2 separate regions of the Homo sapiens genome follow, and region 2 is linked to region 1. Evidence: read pairs that join two places in POLR2A ChIA-PET (ENCODE). Cell type or tissue: MCF 10A. All regions are shown on one strand. Each heading gives the region's core, and the rest is flanking DNA. Links, peaks and the distances in the headings are about the cores only.

What was found. Peaks named below come from ENCODE experiments on the same cell type or tissue, not always from the same donor. Only the 100,000 strongest peaks of a DNase experiment are listed, where the experiment ranks them.
Region 2: POLR2A ChIA-PET joins it to region 1 with 7 read pairs; 2 of 35 experiments call an interaction of 5 or more read pairs at or near these places.

Annotation. Positions count from the first base shown.
Region 1 is chr3:69,206,814-69,217,900 of GRCh38, forward strand. It overlaps FRMD4B (FERM domain containing 4B), which reads right to left. Exons shown (of 23, transcript NM_015123.3): 11 at 9,450-9,536. Among named protein-coding and RNA genes, the nearest start is that of LMOD3, 90 kb to the left of the region's middle. In MCF 10A, for the core only: no CTCF peak of the experiment used is centred there; a DNase peak (open chromatin) is centred at 5,828.
Region 2 is chr3:69,358,603-69,369,689 of GRCh38, forward strand. All of the region lies in intron 1 of FRMD4B (FERM domain containing 4B), which reads right to left. Among named protein-coding and RNA genes, the nearest start is that of FRMD4B, 22 kb to the right of the region's middle. In MCF 10A, for the core only: no CTCF peak of the experiment used is centred there; a DNase peak (open chromatin) is centred at 5,949.

The sequences.
Region 1 (11,087 bases), core at 3,620-8,619:
ACTCATTTAGGGCCCCTGTAAATGCATTGGGCTTAATACATTTTTTTTTGGTGGAGGGGAGCATAAAATCAGGTACATGGCACTCTATGGTTAGAAATGTAAAGATAGATGAATTTAACAACTTTAGCTTATCAGTGAAGCCTTGCTACCAAAAAAAAGTCCCAAACCAGCCAATCATTGGTCACAAGTATATAATAAAGAAACTTTGGACAAGCACAATGGCTCACGCTTATAATCCCAGCACTTTGGGAGGCTGAGGTGGGAGGATCACTTGAGGCCATGAGTTCAAGACCAGCTTGGGCAACATAGTGAGACCCTGTCTCCATAACAGAATTTAAAAAATTAGTGGGACACAATGGCACATGCCTATAGTCCTAGCTACTTGAGAGGCTAAGGTGGGAGGATTGCTTGAACTGAGGAGTTTGAGGCTGCAGTGAACTATCATTATGACTCTGCACTCCAGCCTGGGCAACAGAGTTAGAACCTATGTCTTTAAAAAAAAAAAAAAAAGAAAGAAAGAAAGAAAATAAATCTTTACTGTTTATGCCTCTTCATAGAACTATTTTTTACAGTGCTTTATGTACTAATTGCTTTTCTCTGCATTCAGACTAGTCAATCCTATTTATGAGCTATCTTTCATTTTTCTTCATGTGCCAACAGTTCAACCATGTGGTAAATGCTTAGACATGTAAAGGAATAGAAAAAACAATGGACAGTCAGGCACCGTGGCTCATGCCTGTAATCCCAGCACTTTGGGAGGCCGAGGCGGGTGGATCACGAGGTCAAGAGATCGAAACCATCTTGGCCAACATGGTGAAACCCCGTCTCTACTAAAAATACAAAAATTAGCTGGGCGTGGTGGGACATGCCTATACTCCCAGCTACTCGGGAGGCTGAGGCAGGAGAATCACTTGAACTTGGGAAGCAGAGGTTGCTGTGAGCCAAGATCGGGCCAATGCACTCCAGCCTGGTGACAGAGTGAGACTCCGTCTCAAAAAAAAAAAAAAGAAAAAACAATGGACATCTGATGGTTCTGCCTGTCTGGCAGCCACTTCCTTTTCTTCTAGCAGCATCTTCCATTTCTACACGGAACTCCGTAAGCTCCAGCTACAGTGGTGTGCAGTGGCGCCATCTTGGCTCACTGTAACTTCCGCTTCCTGGGTTCAAGCAATTCTCTTGCCTCAGCCTCCCAAGTAGCTGGGATTATGGGCACCCGCCACCATGTCTGGCTAATTTTTGTATTTTTATTTTTATTTTATTTATTTTTTTAGACAGAGTCTCACTCTGTCACCCAGGCTAGAGTGCAATGGTGTGATCCTGGCTCACTGCAACCTCCACCTCCCGGGTTCAAGCAATTCTCCTGCCTCAGCCTCCTGAGTAGCTGAGATTACAGGCACCCACCACCACACCCGGCTAATTTTTTGTATTTTAGTAGAGACGGGGTTTCACCATGTTGGCCAGGCTGGTTTCCAACTCCTCACCTCAGGTGATCTACCCACCTCGGCCTCCCAAAGTGCTGGGATTATAGGCATGAGCCACCACGCCTGGCCTAATTTTTGTATTTTTAGTAGAGATAGGGTTTCACCATGTTGGCCAGGCTGGTCTGGTACTCCAGACCTCAAGTGATCCGCCTACGTCGGCTTCCCAAAGTGCTGGGATTATAGGCTGAGCCACTGCAACCAGCCTTCTCCTGGGTTTCTAACATGCCTATCTCCTTCCCATCGGCATACCCTGTTCTTTGATGAGAACAAGCCATACTGTTCTTTATGAGCTTTCTGCCCTTCGGGTCTCAGGTTAAACATCACCTTCCTCAGAGAGGCTTTCCCTGAACACACCAAATGTCCCCTCCCTGCATCCCATTACTGTCCCCCATCTCATTTGTTTCCATCAAAGATAATTACAAATTTATGTCTTTATTTCTTTGCTTACTTGTTTCTCACCAACCATCCCTCCAAAGACTTCAAAGGAAACAAATACAGTGTGACAGAAACTACTGATCTCCCCTAGGATCTATTTTTCCTTATTTTTAGTAATAGAACATCTTGAGTTATGCCAGGCGCGGTGGCTCACACCTGTAATCCCAGCACTTTGGGAGGCTGAGGCAGGCGGATCAGGAGGTCAGGGGTTCGAGGCCAGCCTGGCCAACGTGGTGAAACCCCATCTCTACTACAAATACAAAAATTAGCTGGGCGTGGTGGCGTGCGCCTGTAGTCCCAGCTACTCAGGAGGGTGAGGCAGAAGAATGGCTCGAACCTGGGAGGTGGAGGTTGCAGTGAGCCAAGATCACGCCACTGCACTCCAGCCTGGGCAACAGAGCGAGAATCCATCTCAAAAAAAAAAAAAAAAGAACATCTTGAGTTAAAGCTTTGCCCAGGGCCACCCACCTAGAGACAATACCACCCAGCTGCCCTTGCACTCAGAGTTGGTACTTTCCAAATGACAGAGGAGCCTGCCTAGGCCTCCCTCTTTCCATCTTCTTCACCAATACCTAACCAATTTTCTAAAAGTTCCATGTTTTACGAGAACTGCTTAAAATTCTAATTGCGATCAACTATGGGAGGGGAAGAGAAAGACCATGCTGTACAATACACTTTCTATAAATTAAAGTATGGTGTGGAGGGGAAAATAACCCACTCAGTGAAATAACTCACTAACTCATTGGGTCCTCACAATGATCTGTGAGGTGGACAGCAGACAAGAGTTATCTCAATTTGATAGCTGAAAAAAATGAAGGCCCAGAAAGTTGAGTGACAGCTCTGAGTCAGCCAGCTGGTAAGTGGAAATGCAGAACTGGTTCTTATTTCAAATCCATGCTGTAGGATGGGAGTTCTCCTCCCACTGACTCTGCAGAAGGTTTTAACAATCAGATTGATTACTGGTGTGGTTAAAGCTTAGATACACACTTTATAAACAGGATGGACCAGTCTCTGGTTGACATTCTAAAATCCAATTATTTTCTTCCATACCATGCTTTATTTGGCATTAATGTAGAAAGAGAACAACCCATGTTCTCTTCTCCTACAGTTAATCTCATCTAGAATTTCAGCAGTGTCAGAAGTAGCTTCTAATCTAGGTCCAAGGTGGTATGGTCATGGTGGAAAGAAGAGCTTAGAAATGCTCAAGATAGCTGTGCTTAAAGAAATAACCAAGTCACTGTCTTTAAATAAAATAACCTTGTAGTTGTATGAGAAGAAAACAGGAAGACTTTTGTGCTTGTTACTTAATTCATTTGGCTTTAGGGATTTGGGAATTCCAATATATATAGAGACAGAAACAGAAAGCTAAGAGACTTTTCCCACCTTCACATGCCCTGTGGTGATGAAGTTCACCTCAAGTCTTTCTTGGCATGATATAAGGCAAAAAGATACTTATCTTGAGAAGCATTTTGTCCCACTATGGACACCTCGACAGTATGTCATTTTATCTCTGCCATCTGACAGGCTCTGGTTTTCCAGGGGAAGTATTTGCCGAAGGGATACAAATCTGTCATGACATAGACTAATACTTGGCTCAGTCTCTGACCCACTGTCTGCTTCTTTATGAAGAACAGACATTTTTCCTTGAAATACTGAACAATAAATACTTAGAAGGAACACAAGGCTGCTTTTTTTTTTTTCTTTAAGTGAAACTTCATCAGTCTCTAAGTCCAAATGTCTTACCATTTGGAATTCAGTTGAGTTCTGGTACGTTTTCACATTCTCTAAGAGTTTGCAATGACATATTCATACACAAAGGGAGGATTAAAAAGTAAAGCTGCTTATTGTCTTAATTTTTAATACCCTGAATGTTTGTGGTTTGTAATTTTGGATTAAAAATTTTTCCTTTAATTTGCGTCACACCTTCAGGCATGATGCTTAATGAATTAGGAGGTGAAAGAAGTGCTCACACATCTCCGAAAACAGAAAATTTGAGGGTGGAGGCCGGGTGTAGTGGCACACATCTCTATTCCCAGAACTTTGGGAGGCTCAGGCAGGTGGATCACCTGAGGTCAGGAGTTCGAGACCAGCCTGACCAACATGGTGAAACTCCATCTCTGCTAAAAATACAAAATTAGCCAGGCATGGTGGCGCATGCCTGTAATCCCAGCTACTTGGGAGGCTGAGGCAGGAGAATTCCTTGAACCCGGGAAGCAGGGGTTGCAGTGAGCTGAGCTGAGCTCGTGCCATTGCACTCCACCCGGGGCAACAAGAGTGAGTGAAATGCCATCTCGAAAAAAAAAAAAAAAAAGAAAGAAAATTTGAGAGTGGATTCTTAGTACACTAAAGCTGTGGGCTTGTAGCAATGTTGTGTCCCTCTCTAACCAGTGATCCAAGAATATTTCCCATACTCTTTTATTGTCTGTCTTCTCACTACTACTAATGATGATGGCGTATCAGCTATGGTGCTAAATTTGTCCTCTAGGTCTTACAACCACCCTACACAGTTGGTGGCAATACCCTTGTGCAGATGAGAAAACCACTTTTAAAGAGAGATTAAACAACATGCTCAAGGTGGCACAGTAAATAGACACCAGGGGCAGAGGTTGGGATGTCTCCCAAACTCTTTCCCTGCATCACTGTACTACACTACACACTGGTTGAAAACAACTTGTTGGCACCCCAGACTGGCAAAAAAAAGCCATATAAATAAAAGACTTGAAGAGCATCTGCTGGATGCCCTGGGAGGTCAAACAAATACCTCCCTGCCCTTAACATTCACAGGTGATAACTGATACAGAAAGGTCTGAAGGTCACTGCTGGGAGATCTTGGAACAACTCCTTTTCAAAACAGCCTTTCGGCATCAGTTTTCTTATTCTTAGTACTTATTCTCAGTAAATTTCCCTTCTTCTGGCCTGCTTTTAAGCCACATAATTGTAACAAGACGGGATGTGGCTCAAGAGGCTGAGCACCTTAAGGCCTCTCATTATAGCCTTTGTTTCATTACAGTTTGCCAATTTGACCTTCATTCCTGCTGGTCCATTGGTAAACTTGCAGCCTGCACAGGTCCACACAAACAGCTGAAGCATGATCCTCCTTTAATAGAAGGCTGTGCTCATGGTCCTTTAAATTATGCATTCTTTCATTTGTGCAAACTAGGCCAGGAGAGGGACTTGTAAAACAGCCTCAATCCTTACATTGTCTGGACATAAAAAATAAATATATGGAAGCAAAATCCATTGTCAGATTTTAACAAAAGAAGAAAGGAAGAAATAAACAATGGCACAGAGTAGACACCCCCCAAAAAAAAAAACGGAGAAAGAGAAGGCAAGAAAGTGATAACATGGGCCGGGCATGGTGGCTCACGCCTGTATTCCCAGCACTTTGGGAGGCCCGAGGCAGGTGGATTGCCTGAGGTCAGGAGTTCGAGACCAGCTTGGCCAGCATGGTGAAAACCTGTCTCTACTAAAAATACAAAAATTAGCCAGGCATGGTGGCAGGCACCTGTAATCCCAGCTTCTCGGGAGGCTGAGGTAGGAGAATCACTTGAACCCAGGAGGTGGAGGTTGCAGTGAGCCAAGATCGTGCCATTGCACTCCAGCCTGGGCAACAGAGCGAAACCCCGTCTCAAAAAAAAAAAAAAAAAAAAAGAAAAAAAAAAAGAAAAAAAAGAAAAAAAGCGATAACAAAAGATGGACTGTGTAGGGTCTTTTTAAAAATGGAGTGGCATGTTTTGGAACTGAAATAAAAAAACCCTGCAAATCCAAAAAAGGAAGTAGCTTCTGACCCTTTTCTAGACTCTGGAATGAACAAGCAAAACTGATTATGATCAGTGTCAAGAAGTATTTGCCAATTTCTATGAAACTGTGAACGTAAAGAAAGGCCTGTGAGTCATAAGTACAGGAGAGGAAATTAACTGCAATATTTACTGTGCAGATTCTGATTCACTACTGTTTTGGGACAAAGCCTGGTTGCTGTTAGCAGATGCATTTACATTCTGCTGGAAGCTCAATCTTATCAAGCCACATTAGCTAATAAATTACTTGTGAGTTGTCCTAATATTTTACATGGAAGATTCAGAAAAACCAGTAAGACTCCTGAGTGTTATTTCTTAAGTAAAATTCAGAAGAGAAATAAGTTAGCAAAAAAATCTCAATACAAGTGAGGTCTACCTTAAGAAAACATGATAGACAGCATTTTGGTCTTGCAAAATAGATAAACTAGGGTAAGGTATTTGTTTGACTGGGTTTTTTTATTATGCTCTGCAAACTCTCTCCACTCCTACAAATGGAAACAAGTATGATGTCCATCAAAAGTGAAGTGGTTAAATAAATTATGTATTTCCACATCATGAAGCACTAGGCAGCTTTAAAAAAGTGAAAAGAAATCGGTTTATAAGTGAGCTAGAGAAATATGGCAAGGTATGAAACACTGTATATATTAGATTTCTCTGTCTTTGTAAATGCTTAGAATATACACTGACAAAATCTAAATGAACTGGTACCATTTTTTTAACAGTTGCTGGTTGTCATGGAGGAAAAATGGGGATTGCAGAAGACTTCTTCCCCTAAAGCATTTTTTTGTAGTGTTTGCTGCCATTTTTTCTTCCTTGCCCTCATGAGTATTTCTTACTCTGGGTAAAAAAAAAAAAAAAAGCTAACAATAAATAAAATTGATTTTAAAAAATATTTGAAAAAATTGGGTATCCTTCATTTCTAATATTATTGATTAGAAATTAGGTTTTAGAAGTCAATTTTGAAATATAAGCAGGAACAATAGTACTTATACTCCTCCTGGAAATTAATTAAGTATTCCTTAAATTGATCTTGGTCACAGAGCTTATAGAATAAAAATGTTAACAGTATGATTACAAACATGCTCTCTCATTGTCCTCTACTGCTTGTTGAATGATGCGCTGTTGTTTTCATTGATTTTTTTTTTTTTTTTTCTGACACAAGGTTTTGCTCTGTCACCCAGGCCGGAGTGCAGTGGCATGATCATAGTTCATTGCAGCCTCAACCTCCCAGGCTCAAGTGATCCTTCTACCTCAGCCTCCTGTATAACTGGGACTACAGGCATTTGCCACCATGCCTGGCTAATTTGTTAAGTTTTCTTTTTCTTTTTTTTTGTAGAGATGGGGTCTTGTCACATTGCTCAGGCTGGTCTTGAACTCCTGGCCTTAAGTAGTCCTCCCATCTTGACCTCCAAAAGCACTGGGATTACAGGCATGAGCCACCACCCTCGGCCTTATCAATAATTTCTAGTAAGAAGCCTCAACGCCCTACTAGCCTGATCCAGGAAAGCTGGATCAGTATTGGAGGTGGGTGGCAGAGGGGATATGGCTTTCCCTAATCTACCCTTTTGTGTTATCTGTGTCAGTTTCACAACCATAAAATGGGGAAAAGAGGGGGTTTTATTTATTTTCATAACTCATAGAAGACTGTGTGCAATGATTCAAGCTGCATGGACACTTAGAAGATGAAGAGTACGTATGATTATAGGGCTGTTTTATAAAGAGATTGGCTGTTTTTCTAACACACATGAAAGCAAGAGACAGATGGAAATTACAGGAGTTATTTAAGGCTGTGATGTCAGGTTGTGATAATGCAGGTAGCTGACCATGGTCTGTTATTAGAGGCCATTGTTTTACTCCTGTGCTTTCAGTGATGGCAGGATGGCACAGGGAGAGTGGCAAAACCAACCAGGGCAGCATGAGTCAGTCTTGATGTCACTGTCATACCAAAGGAAGCCAAGAGCAGCTGCATGGTGATCTATATGGATTCTTCAACTCTAATATGGGCAAAAACGTGTTGTACACTTGAGCTTGGATCAAGAGAAGCAGATTCAGCTGAGCACAGTGGCTCGTGCCTGTAATCCCAGCACTTTGGGAGGCTAAGGTGGGAAGATCGCTTGAGCCCAGGAGTTCAAGACCAGTCTGGGAAAAATAGTCAGACTTTGTCTCTGCAAAAAACTTTCTAAAAATGATCTGGGCATGGTAGCATGTGTCTGTAGTCCAAGCTACTTGGGAGGCTGAGGTGGAAGGATTGCTTGAGCCAGGGAAATCGAGGCTGCAGTGACCTGTGATCAGGCCACTGCACTCCAGCCAAGGGAACACAGCGAGACTCCATCTCAAAAAATAATAATAATAATGAATTTTTTTTTTTTTTGAGATGAAGTCTCACCCTGTCGCCCAGGCTGAAGTGCAGTGGCGTGATCTCGGCTCACTGCAACCTCTGCCTCCCAGGTTCAAGCAATTTTCCTGCCTCAGCCTCCCGAGGAGCTGGGACTATACGCGCATGCCGCTATGCCCAGCTCATTTTTTGTATTTTAGTAGAGACGGGGTTTCACCTTGTTGCCTTGGCTGATCTCAAACTCCTGAGCTCAGGCAACCCACCCGACTCAGCCTCCCAAAGTGCTGGGATTACAGGTGTGAGCTACCGCACCCAGCTAATAATGAATTTTTTTAAAAAAACAGCTTCATAGTAAAATTTTAAATGGACATTAATGTTAGTTATTTAACCCTGGAAATCCAAATCTGATAGATTGTGACCCTCTTTTTTTTTTTTTTTTTTTTTTTTTTGAGATGGAGTCTCTCTCTGTTGCCCAGGCTGGAGTGCGGTGGCACAATCTTGTCTCACTGCAACCTCTGCCTCCCAGATTCAAGCAATGCTCGTGCCTCAGCCTCCCGAGTAGCTAGGATTACAGATGCCTGCCACTACACGTGGCTAATTTTTGTATTTTTAGTAGAGACGGGGTTACACCTTGTTGGCCAGGCTGGTCTCAAATTCCTGACCTTCTGATCCACCCACCTTGGCCTCCCAAAGTGCTGGGATTACAGACAGGAGTCACCATGCCTGGCCTGTGACCCTTTCATAAATAGCACACAACTGATTTTTCTCTACAAAAAGCAGACATGTTCACTGCAGAAAATGGTGAAACAGAGATAATAGCAGCAGAAGAAAGAAGACTTATACCTGCATCATTGAGAGATCACTAGCACCAAAACTTTTGGGTCATGTCTTTATTATTCATTTATATGTCTACCATCCAATTCAAATATGTATATGCATAAATGTACATATAAAATTTATAAAATAAATGGCATCATCCTGTTCATACTAACATAAAATAGAAACCTAATGGTGTGTGCTTGTGGCTCACGCCTATAATCCCAGCATTTCGGGAGGCCAAGGTGGGCAGATCACTTGAGGTCAGAAGTTTGAGACCAGCCTGGCCAACATGGCAAAACCCCGTCTCTACTAAAAGTACAAAAATTAGCCGGGTGTGGTGGCGTGTGCCTGTAATCCCAGCTACTTGGGAGGCTGAGGCAGGAGACTCGCTTGAACCCAGGAGGTGGAGGTTGCAGTGAGCCACTATCAGCCCACTGCACTCCAGCTTGGGCGACAAAGTGAGACTCCATCTCAAAAAAAACCAAAAAAACCCCAACAACCTAATGGTGTGTGCTTTTCAACTATGTTGTGATTAACATGTTTTGAACAGTTCAAAGTTCTCCTAAAGTGATCCACACTTACCTTCCGAGGCTTCACCTTGTCTTGTATATCATATTGGCCAATTCCCTTATAGCTTATTCCAAGCCACCAAGGAAGTCCTTGCTTATCCTAGAAGATGAAAAAGCATGAGAACCAAGACCTAGCTGTTAACTCTTCTAGAAGTGAATAAAATTTACCAATTTCACCTCTTTTTTTTTTTTTTTTTTTTTGAGACGGAGTCTCATTCTGTCACCAGGCTGGAGTGCAGTGGCATGATCTCGGCTCACTGCAATCTCTGCCTCTGGGTTTGAGCAATTCCCCTGCCTCAGCCTCCCTAGCAGCTGGGATTACAGGTGTGCACCACCATGCCTGGCTAATTTTTTTGTATTTTAGTAGAGACGGGGTTTCACTATGTTGGCTAGGATGGTCTTGATCTCCTGACCTCATGATCCACCCACCTCAGCCTCCCAAAGTGCTGGGATTATAGGTGTGAGCCACCACACCTGGCAATTTCACCTCTTAACAAGTATCAGCAAGTCAAAATAAAGCTGTCTTGATAAACAAAACATTTAAAAACCTAACTTGTTATTAAAACACCTACTTGGAGTTTCTTCAAATAAAATCTTTAAGTTGAAATAGTCCAGGACTGTTAATACCATCAAAAAGAGTAAAGCATTACTGTTTTGATTAAACAGTTGGAGAAAATAAATAAAATGTAAGTAATTCAACTAAGAATTAATCCAGTAAAAAGCCAGTTATCCATTAAAAAAAAAAAAGCTCTTTGCCTCTTAATTAGTAACCAGTTATAAAAGGTTGGGGACGTTTCCAAAGAATTACAAAGATGAGAAAAGTGGTTCCAATTCCTGATGTTTATAAAACAATTAACAATGAACACGGGAATATCGAAAACCCTTTTGGAGAACTGTACAATTCAATGACAGGATGTTTGAATAATTGGTTTGAGGTACATACGGGGAGGTGAGTAATATTGTTTTCATAAATTTATCTTTTATGTTTTGCCAAAGCAAAGAATATACTGACACAGGAAAAGGAAAATTTAGGCTTAGACAGATACCTATATGCACACCAGAGTCAGTAGAAATTAAAGTTAAATTGGAGGCCAGGCGTGGTGGTTCATGCCTGTAATCCCAGCACTTTGGGAGCCTGAGGCAGGTGGATCACCTGAGGTCAGGAGTTCAAGACCAGCCTGGCCAACATGGTGAAACCCCATCTCCACTAAAAATACAAAAAATGAGCCAGCTGTGGTGGTGCATGCCTGTAATCCCAGCTACTCTGTGGGCTGAGGCAGGAGAATTGATCAAACCCGGGAGGCAGAGGTTGCAGTGAGCTGAGATCACGCCACTGCACTCCAGACTGGGCAATAGAGCTAGACTCCATCTCAAAAACAAACAACAAAAAAAGTTAAATTGGTACCGATTTTTAGCACAGGTATTCTCATTATGTAAATTTTCTAATTCCCCATCATTTTGAATTGTATAGAGATATGAACATTATCATAACATGAAAAGTCAATCAAGAACTGATCAATTATAAAATTATTTCTCTTCCAAACAAGATATCCTTAACACTTTCATCTCATCATCTCAAAATATGTCAATCTCTCCCTGCTTATAAACATCTGAAAATACTTTTCATCATCTCAAAATATTTGTCAATCTC
Region 2 (11,087 bases), core at 3,279-8,278, 150 kb after region 1:
GCATGCGCCTATAGTCCCAGATACTCAGGAGGCTGAGGTAGGAGAATCACTTGAGCCTGGGAGGTTGAGGCTGCAGTGAGCCAAGACTCTGCCACTACACTTCAGCCTGGGTGACACAGTGAGACCCTGCCTCAAAAACAAACAAATAAACAAACAAAAAAAGAAGTGGGACCTTCAAGACATGATAATGGATTATTAATTCATTGTCACAGAAGTAGATGAGTTATCATGGAGGTGGGCTTCTAATAAAAGATAAGTTCAGCCCACATTTTTCCTGTTTCTTCCTGTGAACCTGTGCACCCTTCTGCCTTCAGCCATGGGATGACCCTGCCAGATGCCAGTGCCATGTTGTTGGACTTCCCAGCCTCCAGAACCATGAGCCAAATAAATCTGTTTTCTTTATAAATTACCCAGTCTGTGGTATTTGGCTATAGACACAGAAAAGATATGTAGAGTCTGGTAAATTATGTAGCTAGCTCTGCTGGGCATGGTGCTAAGTGGTGGGGGAACAGCAGTGAGCAGGAGAGGTATCCAGAGGGTGGCATGAAACAAAAAATAATTTAATTCATAAATGAGGTAATTTCAGACAAGAGTAAGACTTAGGAGGAAAATAAAGCAGGAGGACATGATAAAGAGGGGTGGAGAACGCTGTATGGGGAGAGTGAGCTCCTGGATTAAGACTGGAGGTCAGGAAAGAGCCAGCCACAGGTTAGTTGGTTTCAGGACCATTTCTGCCTTGTTCAGGGCTATAACACGTGGAACCTGGAAAGTTCTCAACTAATATTTTGAATGAATAGAACTTCTGTTTAAAAAGGAAAAGTACCAAATACAGAAAATTAATTCATAATTTAGTACAAACTGGGACTGACCGATAAGGAACATTTAAGTTTATTTAAGGTCTCCTTCAGGATCACATGTTTTAGCAGCTGGAGGGGGTGCACTATGTCCAGGAAAAACAACCCTGATGGAAAAGTTCATTACTCATATTCCCCTCTAGACAGAAAAAGAGGGAAAACTTTTGTGCTCGGCGAATTTTCTTGTTTTCTTAACCATAAATGGAAAAACAGAGATGAAAAGAGGTAGGGAGAGAAGCAGGCATGATAGGGGTTTCCTTTCTGTCTGTTTCACAGGTTGAAGGCCATGACTTTTGACTTGGTTTTACCATAAGGCACGTGCAGTTTTTTAGGTGACGCACATAAACTTTGTAAAATTGAGTCTCATCTCTGTGTTTGGAAAAATGAAGAGAAAAGGGTATTCAAAGTTCATTCTTGAAATCCATTTTACAAATGGGAAACTGAAGCACGGAGATGTCTGGTAGCATAAGTCTCCCCAGTTGGGGGTAGAAGAACAGGATTTGAACCCAGGGCCCATGCTCTTACAAATGGCCTTTCCATTTGGCCATTGTAGACAAGGTGGAATGCATCCAGGGGTTAACACTCAGGCATTCTGTTAGATTTCCTTCCTGTCTTTCTGCAGAACCTGGAGTTTTGTTTTCCCCTTTCTCTCTCCCTTTGTATTCCTTTAAAACCAAAACAAAAAAGTTTTTGTAGTGGAAAATTTCAAGTACACACAAAAAGTCAAAGACCAGTGTCATAACCACCTCCCATTTTTCCACCTAGTTTCAAGTTATCAACACCTGGCTAATATTGTTTCATTTATATTCTTGCCTACTTTCTGTCCTCCTATATGTATTATTTTGAAGCAAAACCAAGACTTAAGTAATTTCATCTGTAAATAATTCAATATAAAAGATAAGGACTCTTTTTTAAACATAACCCTAAATACTTAAAAAAGTTAACAGTAATTCCTTAATATCATCAGATCTCTAGTCTTCAAATATCCAATTATCTGATTAATGTCTTTTTTCCCCAAGTTTGTTTGAATCAAAATAAAAAAAAGCTCCACATTTTGCAACTGGTTGATATTTTCCTTAGGTCTCTGTTAACCTACAGGTTCCTGTTCCATCCATCTCTCTCTTTTTCTCTCCTCTCTCTCTCATTGCAATTCATTTGTTGAAGAAACTAGGCTGTTTATCCTGTAAATTCTCCTAGCACCTAAGTTTTGCTGATTGCATTCCCTTGGTGTCACTTAAATGTTCCTCTGTTTACCATGGTTCCTGTAGGTTGGTTGAGTCCCAAGGCTTTATCAGATTTCAGTTAGATCTTTTTTGGCAATACTATCTCATAGGTCGCCACTTGTGTTTTTTCATTAGAAGAGCCATTTCTTTTTGTGACATTAGCAGCTGCTAATGCTCAACAGCTATATCATTTAATTAATTAGAAGTGGCAGTATGATGGCATTCTAATTCTATTATCCCTTACTTACTAGTGAGAATATTTCTATAATGAGAGATTTTTTTCCTTATCTATTAATTGGTTACCCAGTAGTATAATTCATACAAGAAAGGCAGAGAAAATGTTTGACTCTTTATCTTTATTTGCCAGTTTCCAAAATAACGAGTTGGGTACTTTCAAGGGTGGTCAAAGTGCATTTTGTCATTATGAACATATGCATTTAAATATAATTTATGTGTTTCAATCCATTAAAGTTATTTTCTTTTTTTAAAATTTTCTTTACTGATATTCAGATTGGGCCATTTTGGTGAGTGAGAGCCTCTTCAAGCCAGTTTCCAAGTCCTTGTGACATGGTTTTAGTAGTATTTGTCAGCTTCCTTGCTACCAGTAGTATTTGTCAGCTTCCTTGCTACCTGGGATAAAAAGATGCTCATCTTGTGCATTTACTACTCAAAACCTGGGCAGTGTCTGTTACTGCTTTTTGTTTCATTTAGAAAATTACACTATAAATGATGCATAATAAAAATACATATTTTAGGTATTACAGCCATGTTATCCACATCCCCCCCAAGATATAAAACTTTTCCAGAAAGCTACCTCTGCCAATCTTTCCCTACCTCCCATAACAACCACTATTCAGATTTCTATCACAATAGATTAGTTTTTCCTGTTGTAGAACTTCATACAAATTGAATTATGGAGTATGTATTTTTTAATACCTGGCTTCTTTTACTGAGCAAAATGTTTTTGATATTCATTCATGGTGTTGCATGTATTAGCAATTCATTCATTTTCTGATCGCTGAGTAGTATCCATTGCATGAATATAGTATAGTTTATTTATCTCCTCTCTTGTTAATGGAAATCAGTTGTTCTCAGTTTGGGGGTATTAGAAGTTATAAGCTATGAATATTCTTTTACAAGCTGTGTGTGTATGCATGTGTGTGCACATGCATATGTTTTCATTTCTCTTGAATAAATGTGCATGAATAGAGCTAACAGATCATAGGATGAATGTACGTTTAACTGCCAAATAATTTCCTAAAAGGTCATACCATTTTACACTGCCAATATATGAGAGATCTGGTTATCCCACATCTTTGCCAAAATGTGGTATTATAGGTCTTCTTAATTTTAGTTATTTTAGTGACTGTGAAGTAGTAGAAGCATTTGTGTTTAAGTGACTTTTTGTTTGCACAGGTATAGGTTTAGGTGATAATTGTAGATTAATAATAACAAGCACTTATATAGTACTTCATATGTGCCATACTCTGTTCCTGTTTATTATAAATATAAACTCCACAATAACTTTGAGGTCGGGACTATTATTATTATCTCCATTTTACAGATGAGAACACTGAGGCATAGAGAGGTTAAATAACTTACATGAAATCACAGCCAGGAAGTAGCAGATGAAGGCTTTGAACCTACACAGTTTGGCTCCAAATTTCAGGCTCTTGACTTGTGTGCTCTTCTGCCTCTCACAATTGTTAATTGGAATCCTTTCCAGTTCTCTAGCATTTCACTGAGACACTGGTAAATATTTCTGGTTAAGACAACTATCACGAAGTCAGGAGCTCGAGACCAGCCTGACCAACATGGTAACACCCCATCTCTACTAAAAGTACAAAATTAGCTGGGCACGGTGGCGCATGCCTGTAATTCCAGCTACTCAGGAAGCTGAGGCAGGAGAATCGCTTGAAACTGGAAGGCGGAGGTTGCAGTGAGCCGGGATCGTGCCACTGCACTCCAGCCTGGGTGACAGAGTGAGACTCCATCTCAAAACAACAACAACAAAAAGCCAACCCCCCCCCCAAAAAAACAAACAAAAAACAAAAACAAACTATCATGTTAATTTAAAAATCCCATACTTTTTAAAATAAAGAACTGTGAATTTTAAACAATTTCTTTCTATTCCTGCCCATCTTATTCTGAACTTAAACATTTTCCTTATATCAGCACATCTCCAATTTTTATTATATGTTTCCTAAAAAGTTTTTCATTTTGAATACTTTTGTTGTTGTTGTTGGACAATTCTTCTATAAGTCCTGACCTTCAAGTCCTGAGCTTATATTGTATCAGAATGCTTTTTACAGTAAAAAAAAAAAAAACAAACAAAAAGTGAAAATAACTTTAATAATATGGATCTATATTCTCAGTATCTCCAGGTAGGGCAGTGCCAAGGTTGGTGAGGTCAACAGATTAGCAATATCGTAAAAGTCCCAGGCTTCTTCTATTTTTCCACCCGGCCCATTCTTCTTACGTAACATTCCCTCATGGTTGCAATATAGCTGCCATCCTTGAAGCTCTCACATCTCCACTCCAAAAAAAAGGATCACTTCTTTTTACCATGTTTTTTTTTTTTTTTTAAATAGAGATGGGTCTTGCCATGTTGCCCGGGCTGGTCTTGAACTCCTGAGCTCAAGTGATCCTCCCATCTTGACCTCCCAAAGTGTTGGGATCATAGGTATGAGCCTCTGCACCTGGCCTCCATGCCTTTTTTTTTTTTTTTGAGACGGAGTCTTGCTCTGTTGCCCAGGCTGGGGTGCAGTGGCACAATCTCAGCTCACTGCAAGCTCCGCCTCCTGGGTTCACGCCATTCTCCTGCCTCAGCCTCCCGAGTAGCTGGGACTACAGGCGCCTGCCACCACGCCTGGCTAATTTTTTGTATTTTTAGTAGAGACGGAATTTCACCATGTTAGCCAGGATGGTCTCAATCTCCTGACCTCGTGATCCGCCTGCCTTGGCCTCCCAAAGTGCTAGGATTACAGGCGTGAGCCACTGCACCTGGCCCAGCCATGCCTATTTTCAAGAACAGACAGCTTTTTAAGAAATGGCTCCCCATTGACCAGAGCTGGGTCCTATGTTTACCCTTAACCAATCCCTGGCAGAGGAATAAGGTCATCATGACTAGCTTCAACCACAGCTTCAAAACCAGTGTACTGAGGCAACAGGTGTACTGAGCTATTGGTCTTTTCAGGACTGGAGGCAGCCAGAGACAATTTGGTGATCACCTCCAGCCTGAGCAGCTTCTTCCATTTACTCCAGGTGCCACACAAACACTATCATTTTCTGTGTATTCTATGACATCAGAGAAAGTAGGGAAGCACTGGGTTAGAGACCAATCAATCAGTATTTACCCAAGTTATATGGGCAAGGGGGTGATATTGATCCCTGAACCAAATCAGGCCTCTCAGGATGAAAGAAGCAAAGAATGGATGTTTAAATCAGGCTTAGAAAATGAACACAAAACAAGAGAACCCACAGGGAGCAAAGTAACAAGTTATGTCACGCGACTATCTTGCCTGTCCCACTCACCTCAGTTACTGCCTTGATGATTCTGACTTCCAAACATCCTGTCCTTTTAGCTCAAACTCAGAAGACAGGAACATGCAAGTTTAGCCAAGCTGAACCAGGGGACAGACAGAGGACAAGCTGGCCCCTTGGTGGCCACGGCAGGAAGCATGCGCTGGGACCTGCCATTTTGCCATCTGCCTGGTGGGCACCTCCAGAAGGGAGACTGGGTGCTAATGGTATGCCAGTGGTGAGTGAGCAGCTAAAAAATATGACAAAAACATTCATTGGGAAACTTCCTGCAGCAATTCCAGTTTGCCTCTGAGTCAGCCTGGCTCTGGTTAAAGTCTATATACAAACAAATCTGTGGGTCAACCCATCTTCACCCTCAGGGCACTATCTCCAGAATAACCATGGCATTAATGGGATCAGCAGTTTCAATCATCTCCTGAGTAATCAGTTCTGGTGCCTCCCCAAATGAGACAAATGACAGTTTCATGGTCGCTCGTGGCTATGAAATCTCATCGAGACAATTCGACTCTGGTTAAATTATATTTAAGTTAATAAATATGAATTTAGATGGCCAAAGAAGCTCAAAAACCCCTGGGCATCTAAGACAAAAAAGAAAAAATAAATGGTGCAGCATTCTGTTCTCCTACCCCAAGCTTTCTCACTTGTTTTTTTAAAAAAATAAATAAAGGCCTTGGTGATTCCTTCTCAGTTCATCTAAATGAAGTTTAGGCCATTTACAGAAGAGATAAAACAAAATTGCTGAAATTCACTAAACAGTAAAGGAGGAAACCACAATATGAAACCGAATAGTATAGTGATTATAAAAAGCAATAACTATTCTCAGCCATTTCTAAAGCTTAAGATTTTAGTGCATAACAGAGAGGCTGTGTGAACATCTATCTTTATGGCACTTGGGTTTTAACCAGCAATGCTCTATATAAACCTATTTTAACTATACAAGGAAATTCCATATCACTCTGAGATGACAAATATTCTCTAGGAGACTAAAACCTGCTCTCAAGTCTGGCTCTAAAATTGTTCTCAAACCAATTTATACTGTGACAAAACACAGTATGTGTTTCCCCCAATGTTATCGGGCAAGAACAACTCCAGTATTCCAAGTATCATGGTCCTTAAGAAAGTTATGGAAATTGGACATCTCTACTAATAAATGAAGTAAAATAAAAACAAATAAAATGTACATTTTTGGCCAGCAGACTGGTATAAATCAAAGTTGCTAGCTAGAATGTGGACAAGAATGATTCTTATTCACTTGGTAGTAGCATAAATAGATACAACCTTTGTTTTTTTTCTTTTTTTTGAGATGGAGTCTTGCTCTGTTGCCCAGGCTGGGGTGCAGTGAAGCAATCTCGACTCACCACAAACTGCCTCCCGAATCAAGCAATTCTCCTGCCTTAGCCTCTGAATAGCTGGGATTACATGCGCACTTCACCACGCCTGGCTAATTTTAGTATTATTACAGACGGGGCTTCACCATGTTGGCCAGGCTCATCTTGAACTCTTGACTTCAAGTGATACACCCGCCTCGGCCTCCCAAAGTGCTGGGATTACAGGTGTGAGCCACCGCACTCAGCTGTGGAATTTTCGGAAAACCAAATTCCTTCCAAATTCCAGCAATATCATTTCAAAGTATTCACTTCACAGAAATGCTCCCACAAATGTTTTATGTATAAGAATGGTTACTGTAGCATTGTCTTAGTAAAAATTAGAAACAGGTCAAGCATGGTGGCTTATGCCCGTAATCCCAGCACTTTGAGAGGCTGAGGAGGGGGCAGATCATTTGAGGCCAGGAGTTTGAGATCAATCTGGCCAACATGGAAAAACCCCACCTCTACAAAACACACACACACACACACACACACACACACACACACACACACACACAAAATTAGCTGGTCATGGTGGCACAGGCTTGTAATCCCGGCTACTTGGGAGGCTAAGGCAGGAGAATTGTTTGAACCCAGGAGGCGGAGGTTGCAGTGGGCCGAGATTGCATCACTGCACTCCAACCTAGGCAACAGAGCAAGGCTCTGTCTCAAAAAACAAAAACAAAAACAAAAACAAAAAAAATTGACAACAACTTAATGTCCATCAATAGGAGACTGATGTAATTATTAAAAATTAATTATGGTTCATTCATACCATTGAATATACAACACTTATTAAAAATAATGACATATATCAGTATGTAAGACATGTAAGTAAATACATTTTAGAATAAATTATGTGGGGTGATCTCACCTCGTGATCATGGTATCTCCCCTGCCAGGTAAGTATAGGGTGATCTCACCTCTGTAAAAATTTATATTATAATGATATGATATGTATGTCACTATAGGTTTAGAAAATATCTGGCAAATATATGCCCTGTTAATAACCATTAAAGAACCTTCATGTTCTAAGCCATGCATATCTCTAACAATTAAATTTATTAACATATGTTGCTTTAATGATAAAAACTCTATAGTTCTTAAAAGAGCACAAACACGACCTTTTTTTTCAATAGTATTCATATCAATAATAATTAATAGTCTTTGTATTTTTCTTGTTGTTTTGTTTTGTTTTTAGACAGGGTCTCACTCTGTTGCCCAGGCTGGAGTGCAGTGGGATGATCACAGCACACTGCAGCCTCAACCTCCTGGGCTCAAGTGATCCTCCCACCTCAGCCTCCTGAGTAGCTAGAACTACAGGTGTTGCCACTATGCCCGACTAATTTGTATTTTTTGTAGAGATGAAATTTTGCCATGTTGCCCAGGCTGGTCGTGAACTCCTGGACTCAAGTGATCCACCCATCTCAACCTCCCAAAGTGTTGGGTTTACAGGTATGAGCCACCGTGCCAAGTGAACAATCATTTTTAAATGGACATACTAGACAAACACTTGGAGACACTACTACCTTCTGGCACTGTGTGAATGGACACAAAGTTAAATTAAACAGATCTTTATTCTCCAGAAATGGTCTACACAAGAGCCTGGATCAAATGTTTTGAATAGGACATTTTACAAAATTGTAAAAATATTATAGATATTCTTGCTATAAAATATTTGATTTCAGAATAATATGAAAGTAAGAGAAGCAGAAACTTCTCCTTCATCCACTTACACTTCCCAGAGGTAAAAATTATTTATTAATAATTTGGGCTATACATGTCCAGCCCCATCCCTCCACACATACATGAACACATACATACACACATTGCTTGCATATATCCATAACAATACACATACATACATATATACATACACATGTACACATCCCATATATTGTCTTGTACTTTGTTTTTGTTTTTACCCAAAAAATATATCATTGACAATTATCTGGGCCAATATTTTTGTTTTTACCCAAAAAATATATCATTGACAATTATCTGGGCCAATATTTTTGTTTTTACCCAAAAAATATATCATTGACAATTATCTGAGCCAATTTTCAACTCCATTCTCTCTCCTGATCTCATAGAATCCCATAGTACCGAGGTACTGTCATTTAATGAACTATTCTGTTTATTCTCACTGCTTTGCTATTTGAAATATGAAAATATGAAAATCCTTGCACGTGCGCCATTACATGAGAATGTCCTTAGGAGGATTTCCTGAAATGGAAATGCTTGGTCATAGAGAACAAATATCTTACATTTTGACTGGAAACAACTAGACTGTGCTATAAAAAGGTTGCAACAATTTATCAGATCAATCATAATTTAATGCTTCTGCTTTAAAATATCCATTTCCTCTCATTCTTATTTTAGGTAATTTCACCTATATGACATATATCAGTATGTAAAACATGTTATAGTCCCATTTCTGGGATGCTTTTCCTTCTCTCTTTTTTTATTTTACCTCTTTTCGTGGCCAAGGCCTTTTTCTAAACTATAATTTATTGAGTTCTTTTCATGTTCTAGGCATCTGTTTAAGCAGTCACATGGCACTCTCCCATTTAAACCCGACAACATCACGAGATATCATGTTCCCATTTTACAGATGAGGAAACTGAGGCTCAAATGGGTTGAGAAACATGCTCTGAGTTACCCAGCCAGTAAAGGACGTGGGCCAGCATTGGAACTCATACCACCTGACTCCAATATCCTTAGCTCCCACAGGATATGTGCAAATCACACAAAGGAAACAGATAAAGCTGTTCATCCCATTACAACATCTATTAGAACAGACTGATGACATTAGACAGCAGTAAATAATGAATGCAGCTGCTGTGGCTGAGGAAGGCACTGTGGTTTCCCAGGCCACATCCTCTGTCTTTTTTCTCACAGATCCCTCAAGCCTGTGCCTACCCCCCTTGTCGTTCTTGGACAGGTGCTTTGCATACTTCTTGAACAAATGCAATTGCCACATTTTGAGTATGTCTCACTCTTCTGCCTTACACTTGATACTCAGTCCTCCCCAGTGAAGTAGCCCATGGCATACTCCCACTTCACAGACAAGCCAGGCAAGCCAATAATGTGGGAGCTTCAGCACATAACTCTCTGGAGTGCAGTGGTGCAATCACGGCTCACTGCAACCTCAACCTCCTGGGCTCAAGCAATCCTCCTGCCTCAGCCTCTTGAGTAGCTGGGACTACAGGTACACACCACCATATCTGGCTAATTTTTTGGGTATTTTTTGTAGAGATGAGGTTTGACCATGTTGCCCAGGCTGGTCTTGAACTCTTGGGCTCAAGCAATTCTCTCACCTCGGCCTCCCAAAGTGCCGGGATTAAAGGCATGAGCCACAGGGCCCAGCTTGTTTTCTTCTTTTTAATCAAAGGAAACAGATGAAGTTGTTTATCAAATTTTCATTTGCTAAACTTCATCAAAATTAATAGTAATTTTCTAAAGAATACACCTATTATGGAGTCTAACCATATTATTTGCACTGATGATTTCAGAGTCATACTATAAGTTTAAAAGTAATGCTGAAGGTTGGTGGAAAAAAAGCGAAAGCTATCTTTAGTGAATATGTTGGCTCATGGTTTTACTTTCTGGAAAAACTTCAGATACACAGTCCTATCTATACATAAATACATACATGTATTTGTACATTTTTCATATGTCATACATTAAGTATGCACACATATTTATTTCTTCATAGATTTAAGCATGACCTATTTAGCTCAGAGAAAAAACAAAGAAAAGGCCAGGAGAAAAGAAAAAAGGGTAGAAAGAACATAATTAAATTTGATTTACTTAAAACACAATGCACAGATAAAAGTGTGGTGAATTTTTGTAACCTAATTTAGTATATAAGCCTGAAAAAATTAAACTGATGCAACTGTGTGCTGAATAAAGGAGACTGTTCAGATTCTGGCACTAACATCTCAAGAAAAAAAAGATTTTTGAAACTCAGAGTTGGTTTCTGAAGTTTATTGAAGGAAAAACACATTCACTAAAAAATAAAAAAATCTCATTCCCAAAAAGAATTTGAGAGCAAAATCTTATGAGCTCGGCTGGAACTATATCTGGCATCAATACCT